4 separate regions of the Homo sapiens genome follow, and regions 1, 2 and 3 are each linked to region 4. Evidence: chromatin loops called from intact Hi-C (ENCODE). Cell type or tissue: IMR-90. All regions are shown on one strand. Region 1 overlaps GABRA4 (gamma-aminobutyric acid type A receptor subunit alpha4). Region 2 overlaps GABRB1 (gamma-aminobutyric acid type A receptor subunit beta1). Region 3 overlaps ATP10D (ATPase phospholipid transporting 10D (putative)). Region 4 overlaps ATP10D (ATPase phospholipid transporting 10D (putative)).

Region 1 (5,000 bases), 630 kb after region 4:
GGAGCCATGTGTCTACCATACAAAACATTTACAAATAAAAAGGAAACACTAGGAATCAGTATGAAACAAAAGTAATCACAAAGTCACCTATCTTAAAGAAATTCTAATGTTTTAAACCCTCAACTCTAAATATATAAAGGGAAAATGAATGGATTCTTTAAGATTTCTTTTTCTGGTAATCCCAAATGGAAAACAAAAGTTTATCCCAGTGCCTGATATTGAAAGTAGTATTTCTGTAACTTATGGAAATACAAACATTGAATTAAATGCCAACATTGGGAGGAAATTAAATACAATAAATAGGGAACTCAGCATTTTGGTTTCTACATTTTGGAGCTCAATATATGATAGAGTGCCTTGGTATATAAAATATTTAGCATGTTTATTTGGAGGGGATGTGTTAAAAATTTCTACGTGTAGCACGTTCTAAAAATGCTGTTGATATTTCTCAGTAAATCATTACCTTGGAGTTTAGTTCTAGCTGCTCTACCACATTTGTTTATTTCCCTATTAAATAAGATGTGTGGCTTACCCATGAAGTCCTGTCCAAATGATCTTGAATAAATGTCTTTATATTACTAGATTCTTTTTTTTTAGTATGTGACTCATTGATATTCTAGAAGATAAACCTATTCGTTATCAGTCTTGTTAGTTTTTAATTTACAAGGATTAAGTTACATTTTATTAAACTTCATTAGCTTCTCAAGCAAGTAATATGAATGTAGCTGTGTGCATTCTGCAGACCTAATCTTAGTCACTTTATCTCATTGCTGCTAGAGTCATAAGTTGAGATGAGTTTTTTTTGCAGTTGATAAAAATTATTTAGAAATTGTGTCAGATCACAGTCATGACTGACGAATTGCCTGGATCTGCTCCTGTTTGCCTGTTGCTGCTTTAATTTGTTGGTAATGTTTAAATCTACCACCTTGCATCTCTTTTCTTGCTTCAGGCTATTGTGACTAATGACAAAGTAATTTCAAACTAAATCATTTTTTAAAATTCAAATGAAGCTTAGGTGCTTTTTCTTGTTCGAAACCACTGTGCATCAGCTAAATCATGATAGAACCACTGAAGTCTCTACACTCTGTACGAAACACAACATCACTCTGACACATTAGTTGCACCAAAATGTGAAAGCTGGGTGAATATTCTTCCCAGTGAGTCGTGTGCCAGATAGATCAGCAGATACCTTATTCCTTTTGTGGTCTGTCATCATGGAAAATGACTACTTTTAACAGAGTAAAACTTGAGACATAACTGCAAAAATAACTTGAGTGTCATTTAACTGCTTGGCAGAGAGCAATGATTTAAGCCTCAAATCAGTCTAATTCCACTTTCCTTTATGTAGGATATGATATACAGAATAGTGAAACTTCTAAGGCATTCTCAGCCAGACTTGGGATTGAGTCAAGATAACTTAAATGCCTTAGGCACTACCTGCAATATTCTAAAGATGTGTCCCATAGAAAAAGAAATAATAAATTGGAGATCAGATAAAAATTTTTGACACTTTCTAATTTGAAAAAGGATCTTGATTCTATAGGATATCCATTTTAATGCAATTTATCAAATATGAAATAGGTGCCTACTGTGTGCATTAATCTACAATGATTGATAAGACAGTCTTTATACTCTAGCTCATTACTTCTTTTAAACTGGAATAAAAACACTTGATCTTTGTTTTCAGACAGTAATCTTTTTGGTACTGTTCATGTTGCACACCCCACTCTCAAAAAGTCTCTTACTTCATTGTTCTTTTTTCTAACCACCTTAGACTGATTCTTTTTATTTTTGCTTAGACTCTCCTCTTTCTCTAGGCATATTCTTCAAATGTAAGATTTTATTTCTTCGATATTTATAACTTATCCAATAGTAGATATCATCAGAATATAGTTTTCCAACTGTCAAAAGCATGACATACAAATAATGAATGGACAGGTCTCCAAGATTGGTTCAATTGTTAATTAATGAGAGACCCACTTAGATGGTAAAATGGATTCAAAATCTTTTTGAGGAATGGCTACGTATAGGCAATTTTTTAAAAGGAAAAGTAAAATAAGACTGGTAGGTTAAATACAGAAGTGCTTAATGTCTGACAAGGCAATAAAACCATAACCTTTCATGATCTTTTGTACTAGACAGGAATCCATAATTGAATATGTTAACTTGACAGTGTTTGGGTTCTAATAAAATATTAAATGGCAAAATCAAACTCAAGTAAATTATTCTAAAGACTTAATAATCCTTGAGTGGGCTTGTTAAACAATACTCTATTATGACATTGAAAGGACATGCTGTATTTTTTTCTGATGTCCAAGTCTTGTATAATTTTTCTTAACATTATACTACTATGAGTACTTGACTGACTCAAATATGTGCAGCTTGTTAAGTTCTTTAAAGCCTCCTCCACATTTGTGAGTAGAGAACCTCTACAGTGAGGCAGAACAGACACCAAGTAAGTAACTTGCTGTATGACTTCCAGTGACCTGTAACCTTTCTGTTCTTACTTTTCTCTACTGGAAAATGAGGTAATGGAATAAGTTGATCACTGAAATCCCTTTCTGTTTTAAAATATTGTAATTCTTATAGAGTGGGATTATGAAGGGCAAAATATGTTGGTCCTTCAGCTAGCGTGTGGATTAGGCAACAGTGCCCCCTAAAGGTCCTCTATGAGTTCTGGGCAGGCCAATCTTCTAAGTATCCCAGAATGTCTGAGGAACTTCCGCCCTCACGAGCCCTTGGCAGCACCTCCCATCAGGACCTTTGATCTAACTCATCTATCTATTATCTATTGCCACAATAATATTGCATAACAAAAAAAATGATACTTCAGGTACACACAATTAATATTTATTTTTGCTCCCAAATCTGTGGATCAACTGTGGATTCTGTTGATGTTGATTACGCTTGCTCGGGCAGCTCATTTTCTCTTAACGGAACACTCATGAATCTAGTGTCAGCTAGTTGTTGGATGTTCTAGGCTTGTCTCATTGTGATAACTGGCTATTCTCCAAATGAGCTCTCAATCTCTAGCAGGCTAGCCCAGGCTGACCTGTTCTTATGGTGGTGGTGTCAGTGTTTCCAGAAAGAGTGTAAGCAAGTAAGAACTGTTGAGGTTAAGAATTGGAAATGACAAACTATCATTTCCGCCACATACTATTGAACAAAGAAAGTCATTAGCCAGCTTAGGAAAAATAGACTCCAACTCTGGATGGGTCAGGAGTGGGTAAGCTCCTGGACATGAATGTGGAGCATGAATATGGAGGCAGGAATATAAAGAGAAATGATGAATTGGTGTCACTTTTGAAGCCAGTCTATTATATAGAACACAATTCACAAGATTTCAGGACATTCCAGAAGCATACTGGTCTAGAACGAAAGAACTTAAATGTTTTAATACTTTGTTTTGGGGGGCAGTAAAGTTACTTAGAGTCAGTTTGATCCTTCCTACTCTTGCTCTTAAAATTCATTAGACAATACCAGAGCAGTGTTTGAGGCTATTTATACTATACTATTAAGACAGGAACTTCTACGTACTCTACCAAATGCTACATGAATGTTGACATTTTCTAGTGCAGCAGGTGGAAACATGCACTATTCCTGGCTTTGGGTGAATGTCAGGTATTGTTTCTTCTAATCATTTTGGACGGTTCCTTTCAGCCTTGGGTAGTTACCTCACACCCATAAACTGATCTTTGCTTAGTAAAATACTCAATGGGGACTCTCTTTAGATCTTTGGAGTTCTCTCTTTGTTTAGCATTCTTATCTCTGGTACTTTGTCCTGTGAACTCTAGCCATCTTGGTCTCCCAAGACTCTCAACTTCATCTCTTCAGTTCAGGAAGCCTGCCAGTTTTTTTCTGTTTTTTCCTTTCCTAAACCACAGCATGGCAACTCTCTCAAGTTTGTTTCTTCCCTCTCGGTGATTATGGTTCTGTGTTGTCTAATGGCCAGTTTCTTCAAACAACAGGTTTTTTTTTTGCATTTGTTTTAAGTTTTGGGGGTCATTTTAGGCAGGAAAGTAGACTTAGTTCCTGTTACTTCATTTTGGCTGGAAGGGAAAGTCTCCAGTCCTTAGAATTTGGTATTAGGAAACATACAGATTTCTAAAGGTCATGGACAACCTAACTGACTGAAAGAAGAAGATGGTATGCAACTATCATATTATATTTGAAAAAAAAATGTATTTCTTTCCTGTTTGTCCAATTTATCATTTTACTCTCTTTTCTTCTCTTCTTGGGATATTCAGCATTTGGTCATAGTTTGGTTCTTGAATATATTTTACCTTTCATTATATTTTTTATTGTATCATGTGTGTATGTATGTTTCCTTGCCAATGATTATATATGCTCTTTAAATTTTGAGGATATACCTTGTTCTTTTTTTATGTTATTCACCATGTATATAATATTTTAGGATCAATGATAATCAGTTAATTACTATCCTTTTCTGTAACAAGAGATTCAAAATCTGAGGATTAATTAGGTGACATTTACAATGTTCTGTATAGAGGAAAACTGCAGGATAAGTAATGGTTCTTCAGCTTTCAGGTTGATGTCAATTTTGATTTCAATTTTCTCCACCCAAATTCAGTGCCATATGTTAGGCTACAATTTCTCATTAGTTCAACTGCACCCTGCTTAGAAGAATACTACAAGCTGACATGACGAATGCTTTCTACACCTGTCAGAGTCTACACTGGCTCTGTTTTGTGAGGCTGTTTTTCCTTCTCTACTCAGCGACCTTGAAGTCATGATTTATGAGATATGAATTGAACTTTAAACATGCTAGATGAGTATACTAAAAAAGAATACATTTGTAGAATAAACCTTTATGTCTAAAGTGAGATTTCAATTAATTGTATATAATCTACCCACTTCATATATTATTAGTATCTGTGAATTGCCCTTTGAGGCTGGCTTCTTCCAATCACCCTTTTATTAGCTGCTCTTCTTTCTCTTTCCTCTATTTCTCCATTTTTTCACTCACCATCTACTTCATG
Region 2 (5,000 bases), 180 kb after region 4:
GCTCATGATAATATCCTCCCACTCACAAGGTCTGCTTTCCTTTATACATGCTAATGGAGCTATATTGCATTAATTTATGTAGGTACATATGTTTTAGGTACATTGCTAGCCAAAGATCACAGTGACGGTTACTCAATGGCCCCAATACACAGTGAAGTAAAGGATAATCACACCTGCAAATGCTAAAAATCTTATTGTCTGTATTGATGTGCTTGTTATCAATAAAATCTCAAAACAAACAGCTTGTAGCCTCTACATTTTATTTGTCTTCATAGTCAAAGGGGAGAATATTTTATGTCTCAGAAAAAAATCCTTAGTCATCTATTTCTGTGGCATAATAAATATATATGTGATTTTGTCCCTCATTCCTGACACAGAGCTCTTAAATATCTTGGAATTTCTTGGGTGACAGCAGCATCTCTCATTTTAATGCAGTGATTCTGGTGAGCATCTAGATGGCTTCAGGATGGGGGCTGGTTGTCAAAAAGACCATACCCAGATTAGAAGCCTGAAACTTTCACAGTCCCCACCTCAACCTCCAGAGAGCAGAGAAAAGCTGTAGATTGAGTTAATAATCCATCATGCCTATGTGATGAAACTTCCATAAAACCCACTAATGTTCAAAGACCTTCCAGGCTGGTGAACACATCAAGGTGCTGGGAGGGTGGCATGCCTGGAGAGGGCATGAAAGCTTTGCACCCCCACAACTCCCTGCCATTCTTTGCCCTATGTGTCTCTTTCATCTGGCTGCTCCTGAGTTGTATAAACCAGTAGTAGTAAGTAGACTGTTTTCCTGAGTTCTGTGAGACATTCCGGCAAATTGTCAAACCTAGAGGGAGGTTTGTGGGAGCCCCTGATTTGAAGCTAAGTAGGACAGAGTTGTGGGTAACCCGGGAACCCAATGCTTGTGAATGGCATCAGAAGTGAATGCAGTCTTCTGGGACCGAGGCATTAAACCTGTGGAGTCTGACTCTGGAGTCTAACTCTTGAGTGTTAGAATCAGAATTGAATTGTAAGAGATCCACTTGGTGTCCAGAGAGTAGGAGAATTGGTTGGTGTGAGGCAAACCCAAACATTTGGTGTCAGAAATGTTGTGAGTAAAAGCAGTTCAGAGTTTTCAATTTATTTTAATAATCACAGAGTAGATTTCTCTTAGATACCTGTGGTCAAATCTTTTACAGTCTTGAAATCCTGTTGCATCGTCTATACATGTAATAAACATCTCAATTCTCGGCACCTCCCTTCTTAAAATAATCTCAGGTGAGAAATGAAAATAAATTGTGACTGTTTACTCTTGTTCTTAATTTCCACTGAGATCTGGGTACAACCTTCTCAAAAAGATGAGTTTCACAGTACTGTAACCAAATAAAACATGTACTCCTTGCAAAGTTTGTGAGAAATCTCTTTCAAAATTCAGACAACCTTGACTTATTATTGTTATCATGGAATAGAGAGGATCTTGCTGTTCAACTAGTCTCAGATGAGGTCATGGCATTATTATGATAGGATGTTGCCTCTGCCAGTAATTTCTGCTCTGGTTAAAAAGGAAGATTGAAACCTCTTTCCACTTTGAAACATTTGTTTGGTTGTAGGCAAAGTCTTTCGTGTTAATATTCTCCGGAAAGTGTAATGACAGCGTTCACTAGGACAAATGAAAAGGAATTAACCCCATGTGCAAAGAAGCTAAACTAGTGTGTCAGTATCATAATGTTTTTAAAGATTGTTTTCAAATTGAGTGTTAAGAATGCCTAATCTATTTGGCATCCTTAAAGATGTGCATCATTGCTTTATTTTAAAAAATAAAAAACAAAATCAGGCCTAGTGTAGAAAAGGGAGTCACCTCTGATTTTGACAGGCACTTAGTGTGTCAAATATGCCTTTATTTTCTGAAGTGTAAACTACCTTTAAGGATAATAAGATCATGGACAAGTAAAATAGAAACAGAGGCACTTATCTAGCTAACTTAAATGTACTACTACTTTAACCTTACTGCACTAACAGTGTTATTCTTGGCCTGAAACCCCAGATTTGATAGTTTGGATAACAGTCTTATTTACCTAATTTAATTTCTAAGACCACCTTATATCCTCAATGTGGGAAACTATTCAGAATATCTCTATGGTATTTTTGGTTTGAAGAGTCATGTGTATCCTGATTTTATTGGTTATGAACCCACCCTTGAGTGGTTACTGAGTTTTGTTTTGTTTTATTTAAATTCACCTTCTTTCCTTTTTTTTTTTTTATTTTGGTGTGGGGGTCACTTTTCACTGAGAAATTCTGATGAGAAATAGTGATTTGTCAATAAAGCACATTTTTGGAAAATCCATTAAAATCTAAAAAAAATCCTCAACCTGCCAAAATCAGTGATGGCAAAATGTTTATGGTATGTTGTTAAGAGAAAAATATAATAAAAATGTATGTGTGTGTGTACATATAACAAAGATTATATATGGAAAGAGTTAATAGTGGTTATCTATGAATGATAATATTATGGATGATTTTTTCTTTCAAAAATTTTACGTGGTGAATATGTAATCATTTAAAAAATAAAACCTGATACGTTATTTTTACGTTCTAGAAATTGCCTGTTTGGGAAAAATAAACATCAAAGTTATTTAAATATCCTGTAGAGGGCACTCAAGATCTTCCAGATTCATAGGCAGCGACATGATACTGTGAAGATTTTATTCCTTTAGTTACAGGAGTTTTAGGTTTTCATGATGATTTTAGTTTTGGATCACTGATTCTCACAAGGTTTTATTTTAAAATTCATTTATGTTAAGTGACACTAGAACAATTATGATTAATAGACCTTGTCACATATTCAGATCTTTAGCTAGAAATATATCTGAATATATGCAACTCTAGTTGATTACTAAAGTAACTATAAAAAATGACCTGTTTGGTATATTTAATGCTTAAGTTATAATACTTTCACTAACATTTTGAGGAGTATGGTAGCTCATATGCCCGCTATTTTAGCTATGCATATTAATGAACAAAAATCTATGTGCCATAAATGATATGAACCCATTCTTCACATCTCTCAGTTATGATTTTACAACTGGAAGCAATAAGATGCATTGAATTAAAAATTACTAATATATCAGATCAGAATTTAATTTTCATTTTTATTAACTTATTTGCCTAGTCCCTGATTTTTTTTTTAGGTATAATCTATCATTTTAGTCTCATATCCCTTATTCACTCACTCTCAGATGATACTTATTGAGAGCTGCTACCCAATTCAATTTTTAAATTGGATGCCTTTCTCATCTGTGGATGCAAAGTTGTGGTCCCTGACCTGAGTTTTCACAGAGGTATTGCACACAACCTCCAATAATCATATTCTACCAAGCTCTTGTGTCTATAGAAAATAGTGGATTTTCTTTCCTAGAAAAATAGCTTTTCTCTGGCAATTCTCAGCTGTCTTCAAATATGGCATGGTTTTTGGATCCTCTCTAGAATCAGGTTGGATAGCCTTAGCAACTAGGAGGCTATGTGCTTTTGAGATTCACAAACTGTCATGCTTTCTTGTATAATTTCTTGGCTTTTGAAATCCATGTGAATAGAATGTTGTAAAGCTGACAGTTCACAGTTGTTTGTATCTATAGCTTATCTGCACTCATTCCCAAGTGCTAGATTGGTGTCACAGAGGTTATTGTAGTAGGCATGTTGGGCACATTAATGTCTGTGTTTTAAAAATTGCATTGTGTCTGGGCATGAAGGAAAAGAACTGATTCGATTATTATTGGTTTTGCTAGAATTGATTTTTTACTCCATGTAATTTGGCAGTTACATTGATGAAATACGTGGCTAGCTGCCAATTTTGTTTATGTTGAAGGCTTTATTTCTGATGTCCATGAAATAGGAAGTCCTGCAAATATGAATTGGTCTTTAGAGCTGCCTGGGATGGAACAGTTTGGGAATAGCAGTTAGGAAAGGGCAATGCTCTGTACTTATTGCTCAATCTCAGGCTTGGGAAGAAAAGCAGTGATGATACTTTTCACTTTTTCAGATGGAGAAAATGGAAGTACAGAGTTCCATGACCTGATTGGGAAGGCTGAATGCTTCCAAGTTTCTCTCTGTGGAAATGGGGCCAATAATCTGTGCTACCTGACTTACAGGAAAGATAAAAGAGGTTATTTTGCAAAGTGATAGCTACAGAGTGCTTCTTAGAAGCAATCCATCATCAAAACGCTTAGAAGAATGCTTCCAAGTACATAGGCATCACATGTTGTGTCAGGGTGGGTCTACAACAGTGATTCTCAACCTCAGGTGATTTCCCCTGCCAGAGACATTTGGCAATGTCTATTTTTGGTTGTGAAAGGAGTGCTACTGGTACTTAGTAGGTAGAGGCCTGGGATGCTGCTAAACTTCCCACAAAGAACAGTACAGTGGCCTAGAAAAAAGAATTATTCCACCCAACATGTCAATATTGCTGATGTTGAAAAACCCTGGCCTATAGCTATGAGATGCTGTGTTTGGTAGAATGGCTCATGTTAAAACCATTTGTTTTGGTGATGTAACATGTGGTGCATAATTATACCTAGATTCTATTCTATTAGGATAGAAGATTTAAGAAGGGAAGATGCAAAATCGTTTTGTAATTCAGTCACAATAGAATTTCTTCACTATAATCCAAGCACCTTATCCCTACCCCCAGCCTAGACAATAAAAATGTGGTCACACACTACTTGGAGGGGGGAGGATACAGGGGAAATTCGCATCTGACAATCTTTGTAATTTTTTGCAAATTCTTTGCTCTTTGGTTTAGAAACTGTTGGCGAGAAAGTAAGATAGAAGCATGTTTACACATACAAACTTCCTAAATAATTCTCTTCACCCATAAGTTCCCCAGCACATACACTAGTTAAAGGCACTTCAGGGCAGGGAAGGGGGGAAAGAGAAATAGACAGGAAAGAAAAAGTCAGATGTGAATTTAGGAAGGCCTGTGTCTGTCTCTGACCCTTCAAGCTGGGTTCTAGGGTAGGAATATG
Region 3 (5,000 bases), 54 kb after region 4:
TCTTTTCTGGTAAAGAGAAAACACCTTTCCAATTGGAAAGTGCTACGTGAATGGGAGGAGTCATCATTCCACAACAGATTTGTATCAAAATTGTCAAGGATGATGTCACATGTCTTAGGTTTAAGTAATATACAGGGTTATGAAAATGAAAAATATGTTATATATCAACTAGAATGATATTCTAAGGTTTTCTTCAAAAATAAAACAGTACCTGTGAAATTGTTCAAATAAATTTCTTGGCACAAAATTCAGAAGTGTGTACTTTGTTGTTCGTATTCGATTGTTCACATAGGCTCCGGAGAACTTCTCATACTCATCCTTGAAGGGCTGGATGTGGGGAACAACAATCCGGTGCCTTCCTGACAGTTTAGGGGTCTGAGAGGACTTGCGCCCACAGGCGAGCAACGAGGAATAGTTGTATGGCCCTGAATCATCATCCCTGGTTGCACCTCTGATCAGCCGTCGCCAGTGATATCTGGCCCATTGGAGAGCCTCAGTCATATCCAAACTGTGGTAAGATCCAGGTTGTGTAGCTGACCTGGCAAACAAACAAAAACCACACTTCCATGAGCTTCTGAAACGTCTCAAAGATAGTGAAATTTTAATATTTTTTCTATACCAAATAAATATATGACCCAATGGTTCAACATGTAAGGGAGAAAGTAAAAGTAGTCTTTAGAACTCCATTTTAACCAAATAAAGCATACATCTTCTGCCTCATGGGCTAAGCATCTGATCATGTTGCTTAACAAGAGACAGCACCTAAAAGGCCATTCCATAACTTGAAGCAAACAATTTGGGCTTAATTTGTGCAAGTCTCTTAACTTCTCTGATCATCAGTTTTATCATCTTTGCAATGGGCATAATGCCAGGCATGTCAGGAAATTGTTTTGAGGACTAAATGAATAACAGGTAAGTCACATAGCATAAAGTCTGATAAATCATAGGACATCAAAAAAACCCATTCTATGTGGATTACAAAAATGCCCACAAATTCTTCCTATCTCTGCAAGCATAACTCTCTGCCAATCAAGAGGTAGAGTCTTTCTCTACCTGTGGTGTCTGGGCTTGGCCATGTGCCTTGCTTCAGCTAATGTAACACTAGTAAACAAGACAGCAAATAGAGGCTTGAAAAGTGCTTGTTCACTGGAGCTTATTCTCTCTCACTGTTCTAGGAACCACTGTAGCCCACACCACATGCCTCAGTTGCCCCATTTACCACCATAGCCTCTATAAATACATAAATAACACCACTGACTGCCAACTGACCACTAACAAGCGAGTGTGCCCAGAAGGCACAAATTAGAATAAAGATGTCTCAGCTGAGCTCAGCCCGACTTGCCCACCCATCAAATTATGAATCAATAAATGTTATGTCATTAAGTTTTGGGGTGCTTTGCTACAAAACAAAATCAAACTGATAACATATTCCCTTATTTTCCTTATTTCTAAGGTTTCCTTATTTTCCAAGAAATGCAGCCCTACCTGGAGTTTGTTAATCAAAACAAAATGTGAGTTTGTTAATCAAAACAAAAATAGGAAAGAAAGGGGTTCAAGCAATTCTCATGCCTCAGCCTCCTGAATAGCTGGGATTACAGGCAGACAATCACTTTTGATGGGAAGAACAACAGCCTCTGAGTATATGTAGTTGTGCCTGGATATTGGACCCACAATAGATAGCCCGTCTTATCATGAGAGAAAATATTCATGTCAGCCTCATCGGTTTTATACTAATAATAGGAACAAGAAAAAAAAACAGTTCTTTTGGATTTTGGCCTCTAAAATATTTATTTATAGATAACTAAATCAATGAAGATTGACTGGCCAAAATAACATTTACTATCTCTTCAATATAATTTTTTAAAAGTCTGCCTCCGAAGTATATTTGAAAAGCTGGTTTTTACTTCACCAAGCATACAAAAGTGGCTTGGTTCTTTTAACTGGCTGCTCACAATGGCAGCTTGAGTTATTAATGTAGTTCATAACATATCTAGAACTCTCCCCCAGAATAAGAACATAAGATAGTGCTTTATAAGTGAATCAATAGATAACAGAAAATACTGAACATAAATACTAAGTGCTTTTCATTAGTTTCACATAATGCACATTAGGTTACCATTATGACAAATGTGACTTTTTTTAAAAGGTTGAAATCAGCACAATTTGATTTATTTCTGGAAACTTTAAAAGGAAGCATTCACTTGCCATTAAATTCTTACTAAGACATAAGAATGTTTATCCCTCTAGTGTCCACAATCTCATACAACAATCTAAATCTCACTTCCCTTTTTAAATTCTGAAATACAATTTCTTGAGAGTCCAAACAGGACTAACTAAACAAACATGAAACAAATACAGGAGGTGTTAACTTCTGCTAATTTGTGGTGTGTCTGACTAATAACCTCACGCTAGCAAACATACTTACTGGTTCACAGAAACAATCAGCTTTTTATTCCACAACCCAGACAAGAACTACATCTTTCCCCAAGTCACTCAGTTCCTAAGAAACAAGCCCATAACGACTGCAAAACATTTCATTGCAAAAGTATTTCTAGGTCTCCTTCTCTTTAGGACTTTTCAATATCTTTAAATGTACATGAGATTCTCTATTTACTCCCACATTGCCTTTCTCCTTTATTCCTTCTTTTCATTTTCAAGGAATTTTGGTGAAGATAGAATTAGGGCTGGCTCACTGCCCTCCATGGCCCCCTTCTAGAGCCTACAAGAGTCTCTCTCCTACTCTCCAAGGCTGGGCAGCTCATCATTTTGTAAGAACTCTCTCTTCAGCACTGTCATTCTCCTGAAAAGTGACCCTTGGATCAGAGGACAGATTTAAGCTAGACAGAGAAGTGCTTTGAAATGACTGAGGAGAAAAGCCTAGGCTTGGAGGTAATTAACATATGATGAAAATCCTTTCAAATTGCTAGTTTAAAATTTAAACTCTTATACTAGGCAGGAATGACCAAGGATCTATTTAGTCATCCTAGATCAGAGGCTTTTGAAATGCGTTAACTGCTCTCCCAGTAAGAAATACATTCTATGATGCAAAGTAGAATTTACACACACACACACACACACACACACACACACACACACACCCCTGAAACAAAAGTTCTATGAAATATTTCTTACCCTTACCACCTGCAATGCATACAGGGATCTTCTTTCTTCTCTCTCTCATATTAGTACTAGTTAGGATGCATTGAATTAGTTTCAAGATCCACTAATGTTAGTGTACATGTTGGTAAAAAGATACTGATAGTGTGTGGCTTCACACAAAGCTGAAATTATACATGGAAATGGATAGATCCATGTTCCTAAATAGATCCACAACCCCAAATGCAGAAAACAGACTATTACAGAATACAAAATTTCAGCTACAAAGGAGTAATAAGTTGAAGAGATCTATTGTATATTACGATGACTATGGTTAATACAGTAACAATATGTTGTACACTTGAAAATTGTTAAGAGAGTAGACCTAAAGTGTTCTCACCACAATAAAAAGTATGTGAGGTAATACATATGTTAATTACCTTGAGCTAGCCATTCCACAATACATCCACATATCAAAACATCACATTCTTCACCATAAATACATACAATTTGTATTTGTCAATTCAAAAGTTTTTAAAACAAAATTTTCCCCTTACAACCCTTTCTCCCTCAGTCAATAATGTTATACACAGAAAGCTTTTCCTATAGAAATAGGTATTTGTTCTACAGAGAGCTAAAGATAAAATATTTATAAAGATCTTTTAAATTATTTTATTTCAGTGGATGTTTTTGTAAACGAATAAAAAGAAATAATATTTTCAATGTTTGAAAATATCAGATTTAAAAAAGAAGAAGAAAACAGAATCTTATGGTAGAAAATTACTGAAAGACAGCAGTTGGACAAGAAGGCTCAGGGGAGGGCAGCACTGTGCCCACAGTAGTCAGGAAAGAGCCTTTCACTCTTTCTCTGTCACTTCCAACAAAGTTAAAAGTATGTTAGTACTTGGAGAAGCCTCTGTTATTAATAAAGCTCCACATAAATATTGAGGAAAATTTCTTTAAGATATGATAGGAAAGCAAATCAGTAAGTCATACCTCATCAAGCGTTATCACAAATCATAATATCTTAAGGCTTAGACTTCAGAGATGATTTAACACAGTGGTCACAAACCATTAGTCCTACAGCAAAATTCTACCCAATGACTTATTTTGTATCAGAGTGTCGGCAAGCACATGGTTTTGTTTTATAAACATAAATACATGTATACACACACACATATAAAAGCAAGATTTTAAAATAGAGATAAATTCACATAAAATATTGATAATTGGTTTTTCTTAAAAGAATCAAGGGAATGGTGGGCACACATCTTCATATGGTAACAGAGGTTACTATGGACCTTGACTCCAACCCTGCATTTTGCAGTTCACCCGTTTTAAATGAAGGAATGAGCACTTTGCTCACCACTTTTTGACAAATCACATTTCTTCTACTCTGTAAGTCCAGGCTCAAATATTAGCTGTACTACTTAGTAGCTACTCAGTCTTCTAACAAATAAAATGAAACACGATTAATAGTCAAGGGACATGCTATAAATAAACAATGCTCATCCTCTTCCCCACTCTCCTGTTTAAGTGTTTCTCAAGCCACAGATAAGTCAAGGGTGGGAATCTTATACATTGGGCTTAGGTCCAAAGCTTTCAATTTAAAGTTGTCCAAGTAAATGCTCAGTTCAATGTACCTATTAATGCCTGAGAAGTAGCAGCATTAGGTAGGATACAAACAGAAAACCGAACAATCAAAAAGACAGGCATGACATAAAGTGACCTTCATACTACCTAATCTCATTCTTCACCATTCTCTCCAAAACTCATCCCAACAATGTTCATGAACGAACTGTATTCCACTTGTCCTCTGTTGCCCAAGACCCCCTGATAAGAATCACTTGGGGCCCCTGTTAGTCACAGTCTCCAAAGCCTCTCCCCTGGAGATTCTGATTTAG
Region 4 (5,000 bases):
CTTTTCATGGGCTATTTGGTGCCATATTTTTTGCATCTTTCTGCTTTTTGTCAGTGATTTTGCTGTTTAAAATGACTCCCAATCATGGGCTGCAGTGTTTCCAAGCAAAAAAGGCTGTGATGTGTCCTATGGGGGGAACTTACCCATGTTAGATAAGCTTTGTTTGGGTATAAGTTACAGTCTGTTGGCAATGCATTTAACGTTAATGAATCATTAATATGCATATTAAATAAGGTACATTTCAGAAGAAACAAGGTCATGTATTGATTGTTGACAGTATGTTGTAATCAGAGGAAGCTAACTTTGTATCTCCTCTAAAAGCAGTGGTCAGTGTTTGCTAATTCAGAGCTCGGGGCAACTACATAAACTATAACTCTACAAATAAGGAGAATCAACTGTATATATGTAATATGTAATATATAATTAGAAAATATACTGTAATGGGAATCAGAAAATTTAAAGTTTAGTAATCAGCTGTACTTAGAGAAATCACAAGCATTTGGAGTCTCAGGTTATAAAACAGATAATTTATCTTCTATGTCTATTTGTTGTAATTGTCAAATGAGATCAGGTATGGAAAGCCTTTTTGTAGATTCTAATATAAATTATGAAGATAGAAAGTTACCAATCTGAGGAGAAAAATTTAAATGAAATTACAAAAATAAAACTTAAAAAATTAAATGACCAATCCTGAAAGGCCTTTGTATATTCCAATGCAGTAACTAGTTACAAACAGGATATGACTATATTAAAACAAATGAAGAAAAAAAACTTTTATGAGAGTAAAAGGTAAAGTTTGCAACTGGCAACACTTATAATCTAATTTGTAAATTGAAGAACAACGTTGATGGAAATTTGTAAAGATGACACAAAAGTAACTTCAGACATTCCACTGGCTGCCACATTGCCTGCTTAGAATGTTATAGGAGCAATTCCTTCACTAAGTGACACACTGGGCTCCATGATCTTCAAGTCCTTTTAAACTCTTAGTGATTCCTGAGGGACTAGGAGTGGGAGGTGGAAAGAAAAGAGTTAAATACTAGTGACTGAGCCCATACTATGTGCCTGGCTTTTTATCTTGAGTTGTGATAAAACTAAATTATGTTTGTTGTATTCTGTTTAGTTATTTGGAAAATTCACACATGTGGAATAGCTATCGATAGCAAAAAAATTATAGGTACTCAGTAAATACTTCTTGAATCGATAGTTTTAAATGCCTTTAAACATAAGATAAATTGTGTATTTATAAATAATTTTTTTATTTATATAAATTTAAGGGTATAAGTGTAATTTTTTTATATGGATATATTGCATTATAAATGAATTTCACAGTCCTAAAGATTTTACTGTTCACAACAATCTCTATTTTTCTTTTTTAATGCTTACTGAACCCCTCTCATCTGATAGGCACCGCATTAAACAATTTATATTTTTTCATTTAATGCTCACAAAAACCCCATTAAACAGTCATTACTCTCCCATTATGAGTAAAGAAAAAGCGGCACAGGAGGGTAAGTAACTCCCTAAGGCCACATACTCAGTCAGCGGCAGGCCAAGCATTTGATCCCTAGTCTTACCAGCCACCTAGGCTACATTCTTTTGGTGACTGAAATGACTAAGCATTTTCTTCTGTTCTGCCCCCTGCAGCTACTGGGAGTTGGCTGGTGGTTGTGGTTATGGGTCACTGGGCCACCGTAAAGGGGAACCCACTCTATTTTTCCCTTTTCTCAAAATGTACCATTTAGCTGAGTGCTGGTTGAGGTCTGACCATAAAAACATGCTAACCAGGCCGGGCGCGGTGGCTCACGCCTGTAATCCCAGCACTTTGGGAGGCCGAGGCGGGCGGATCACGAGGTCAGGAGGTCGAGACCATCCTGGCTAACACGGTGAAACCCCGTCTCTACTAAAAATACACAAAAAATTAGCCGGGCGTGGTGTCGGGAGCCTGTAGTCCCAGCTACTCGGGAGGCTGAGGCAGGAGAATGGCGTGAACCCGGGAGGCGGAGCTTGCAGTGAGCCGAGATCGCGCCATAGCGCTCCAGCCTGGGCTGCCTCAAAACAAACAAACAAACAAACAAATAAACAAACGAAAACATGTTAACCAATCATGGCAGCCTTGAGCAGGCAAAGCTCAAGAAGTGATCCTGAAGAAAAGCTCCACAAGATTTCAAAGAAGGCAGACTGCAGTGATGGGATTGATATCACTGGTTAAGTCTGACTGCTGAAGAAGAATGGGAGGAAGTTTTTCAAGAAAAATAAACAATGTGCACAAATCTTGGAGGGGATCACTATACTGGAAGGCTTCTGAGAAAAATAAAACCCTTATTTATCTGATTAAACATTGGTGTTAGAGATTAGCGGGAGGCAAAAATAGAAAAAACTGGGCTGAGTCTAAGCCTCCTAAATTTCCTTCTTTTTTAAAAAATGACATTTTCCTCTTCCCTTAAACAGTTCTTCAAACTTATGATATTCTCGGGAGCACTACCTAGGAATTACCACAAGAGGGCACGATTTCCCTGAGTCTATTTTTAGAATTGCCATAAAATATTTAATAATTTATTCACCTGATTTCAATAAAAACTATCACTTTTTCTTATCTTAAAAGGGAGGTAGATTCCTGTACCAGGACTTGATATATTTTCTCATTTTGGGCTAAGTCCTGTCAGATCCCTGGTAATCCAGTGTGGAGGGGGGAAAGCAAATAAAAAAAAAAAACTTTCTTCTAATGCCTTTATTCAGCAATGATTCCTCTGAATCATTATAATTTTCCATCAGGCCTTTAGAAGAATAGACATCCTTCCAAGCACAAGGTAGGTTTCTGGATAGAAAAAATTATCAAGAAGCTAATGGTTGCTGGCCAGGGCACAGTGGCTCACCCCGTAATCCCAGCACTTTGGGAGGCCAAAGCTGGCGGATCACTTGAGGTCAAGAGTTCAAGATCAGCCTGGCCAACAAGGTGAAACCCCGTCTCTACTAAAAATACAAAAATTAGCCAGGCGTGGTGGCAGATGCCTGTAATCCCAGCTACTTGAGAGGCTGAAGCAGAATTGCTTGAATCTGGGAGGTGGAGGTTGCAGTGAGCCAAGATATTGCACCACTGCACTCCAGCCTGGGTGACAGAGCAAGATTCCGTCTCAAAAAAACCAAAACAAACAAACAAACAACAAAAAAAGCTAACGGTTGCTGTTTTGTTTTTTTTTTAATCCTTGCATACATCAAATCTCAAATGTTCCAATGCCTTTGAAAATACAGAAGAACAGATTTAATCTCAATATACGCACTTTACTTTGGGTATTGAGGATAAAAAGCTTGTCATCTGGCTCCAGTAGTTTGCATGCATAAGCTATGTTGACAGCTGTCTCCTGCTTGTCCCCTGTCAGCATCCAGATCTTGATGCCCGCTTTGTGAAGAGCTTCTATAGATTCAGGGACTCCCTCCTGCAGACGGTCTTCAATGCCAGTAGCACCTAAAAAATAACCAAAGTGCAATAGGACTTGTAAGAAACCAAAGCCAGCTGAAGCTCAGCTAGTCTACAGTTGAATCATATCTGTTAGCCAACTCAACCCTACACTACATAAACTGCCCAGCTGCTCAGGAGAGTCAAAGGAGGTTTGACGACCCAGACCAAAATTATATGCAATGTAATATTTTGGGAAGGAAGCCTCAGGGATCAATGGATTTATCAAACTTACTCGTTCTCCTTTTGGCTAGATTTCTTATCTGTAAATTGAAGGGATTTGAGTCAATTATTTATGCAACCTTACACTACAATTTTATAATTCTATGATATTCCCAAGGATAAGGGTGGGATTTTATTTTTATTATTATAGACTTAGGGGGCACAAACGCAGTTTTGTTACACTGATATATTGTGTAGGGGTGAAATCTGGGCTCTCAGTGTAACCATCATGCAAATAGTGTAAATTGTACCTGTTAGGTAATTTCTCATCCCTTGCTCCCCGACCTATCCTCCCACTTTTCTGAGTCTCCAATGTCTACTATTTCATTTTCCATGTCCATGTGTACATGTTATTTAGCTCTCACTTATAAGTGAGAACGTGTGGTACTTGACTTTCTGTTTCTGGGTTATTTCACTTAAGATAATGGCATCCAGTTTCATCCATGTTGCTGCAAAAGACACAATTTCATTCTTTTTTATGGCTGAGTGGGATTCCATTGTGTATATATGTGTGTGTGTGTGTATATATATATATTATATCACATTTTCTTTAATCGTTTGTTGGTGGACACTTAGAAATCTGATTCTGTGACTTTGCTATTGTGAACAGTGCTGTGATAAGCCTATGATTGCAGGTACTTTTTTGATATAATGATTTCTTTTCCTTTGGGTAGATACCCAGTAGTGGGATTGTTGGATTGAACGGTAATTCCATTTTCAGTTCTTTGAGAATCTCCACACTGTTTTCCATAGAGGTTGTACTAATTTACATTCCAACCAGCAGTATATAAGCGTTCCCTTTTCTCTGCATCCTTGCCAACATCTGTTGTCTTCTGACGTTTTAACAGACATTCTGACTGGTGTAAGATGGTATCTCATTGTGGTTTTAATTTGCATTTGTCTGCATCTGATAACTAGTGATGTTGAGCATTTTTTCATGTTTGTTGGCCACTTGTTGTTGTCTTCTTTAGAAAAATGTCTGTTCATGTCCTTTAAAGGGCAGGCTTTTAAAGAATGCTCCTGCCAGTAAGATACAATGTCTATTTGCAGTGTTCTTTCATGGGTCTACAGTTCCCTTTTCTGAAACAATTGGGGCCATATGTGTTTTGGAATTCAAACATTTTTCAGATATTAAAAAAGTAATATGGTGCATATACCATATTCTATAATACTTGTTAATCAAGCATATTAATATTTCTGCAGGAAAACTGACAAATGTTCACCTAAATTAGGATAATAACTATAAATAGTCTTATATCAAATCAGGTATGATTTTTCTGCCAAATGAGTTTTGGCACTAAACCCATGGAGCATTTTTGAT

What was found. A loop is a pair of places that touch in the nucleus more often than their neighbours do. Peaks named below come from ENCODE experiments on the same cell type or tissue, not always from the same donor. Only the 100,000 strongest peaks of a DNase experiment are listed, where the experiment ranks them.
Region 1: a loop joins it to region 4, with 4 times the contacts of the local background. A loop is called at or near these places in 4 of 110 quality-filtered maps.
Region 2: a loop joins it to region 4, with 2.7 times the contacts of the local background. A loop is called at or near these places in 13 of 110 quality-filtered maps.
Region 3: it touches region 4 in a loop (2.1-fold over the local background); 13 of 110 quality-filtered maps call a loop at or near these places.

Annotation. Positions count from the first base shown.
Region 1 is chr4:46,929,816-46,934,815 of GRCh38, reverse strand. The region is part of intron 8 of GABRA4 (gamma-aminobutyric acid type A receptor subunit alpha4); the gene reads left to right. Among named protein-coding and RNA genes, the nearest start is that of COX7B2, 23 kb to the right of the region's middle. In IMR-90, a CTCF peak has its summit at 2,660 (motif pointing left); a DNase peak (open chromatin) is centred at 2,635.
Region 2 is chr4:47,381,659-47,386,658 of GRCh38, reverse strand. The region is part of intron 5 of GABRB1 (gamma-aminobutyric acid type A receptor subunit beta1); the gene reads right to left. Among named protein-coding and RNA genes, the nearest start is that of COMMD8, 80 kb to the left of the region's middle. In IMR-90, a CTCF peak has its summit at 2,643 (motif pointing right); a DNase peak (open chromatin) is centred at 2,658.
Region 3 is chr4:47,508,042-47,513,041 of GRCh38, reverse strand. ATP10D (ATPase phospholipid transporting 10D (putative)) reads right to left here. Exons shown (of 23, transcript NM_020453.4): 2 at 212-538. The coding sequence starts at 501. Among named protein-coding and RNA genes, the nearest start is that of ATP10D, 25 kb to the right of the region's middle. In IMR-90, a CTCF peak has its summit at 2,239; no DNase peak of the experiment used is centred here; H3K27ac peaks cover 167 bases.
Region 4 is chr4:47,562,047-47,567,046 of GRCh38, reverse strand. ATP10D (ATPase phospholipid transporting 10D (putative)) reads right to left here. Exons shown (of 23, transcript NM_020453.4): 15 at 3,282-3,466. Among named protein-coding and RNA genes, the nearest start is that of ATP10D, 79 kb to the right of the region's middle. RefSeq lists a silencer at 1,615-1,804. In IMR-90, a CTCF peak has its summit at 2,495 (motif pointing right); no DNase peak of the experiment used is centred here; H3K27ac peaks cover 447 bases.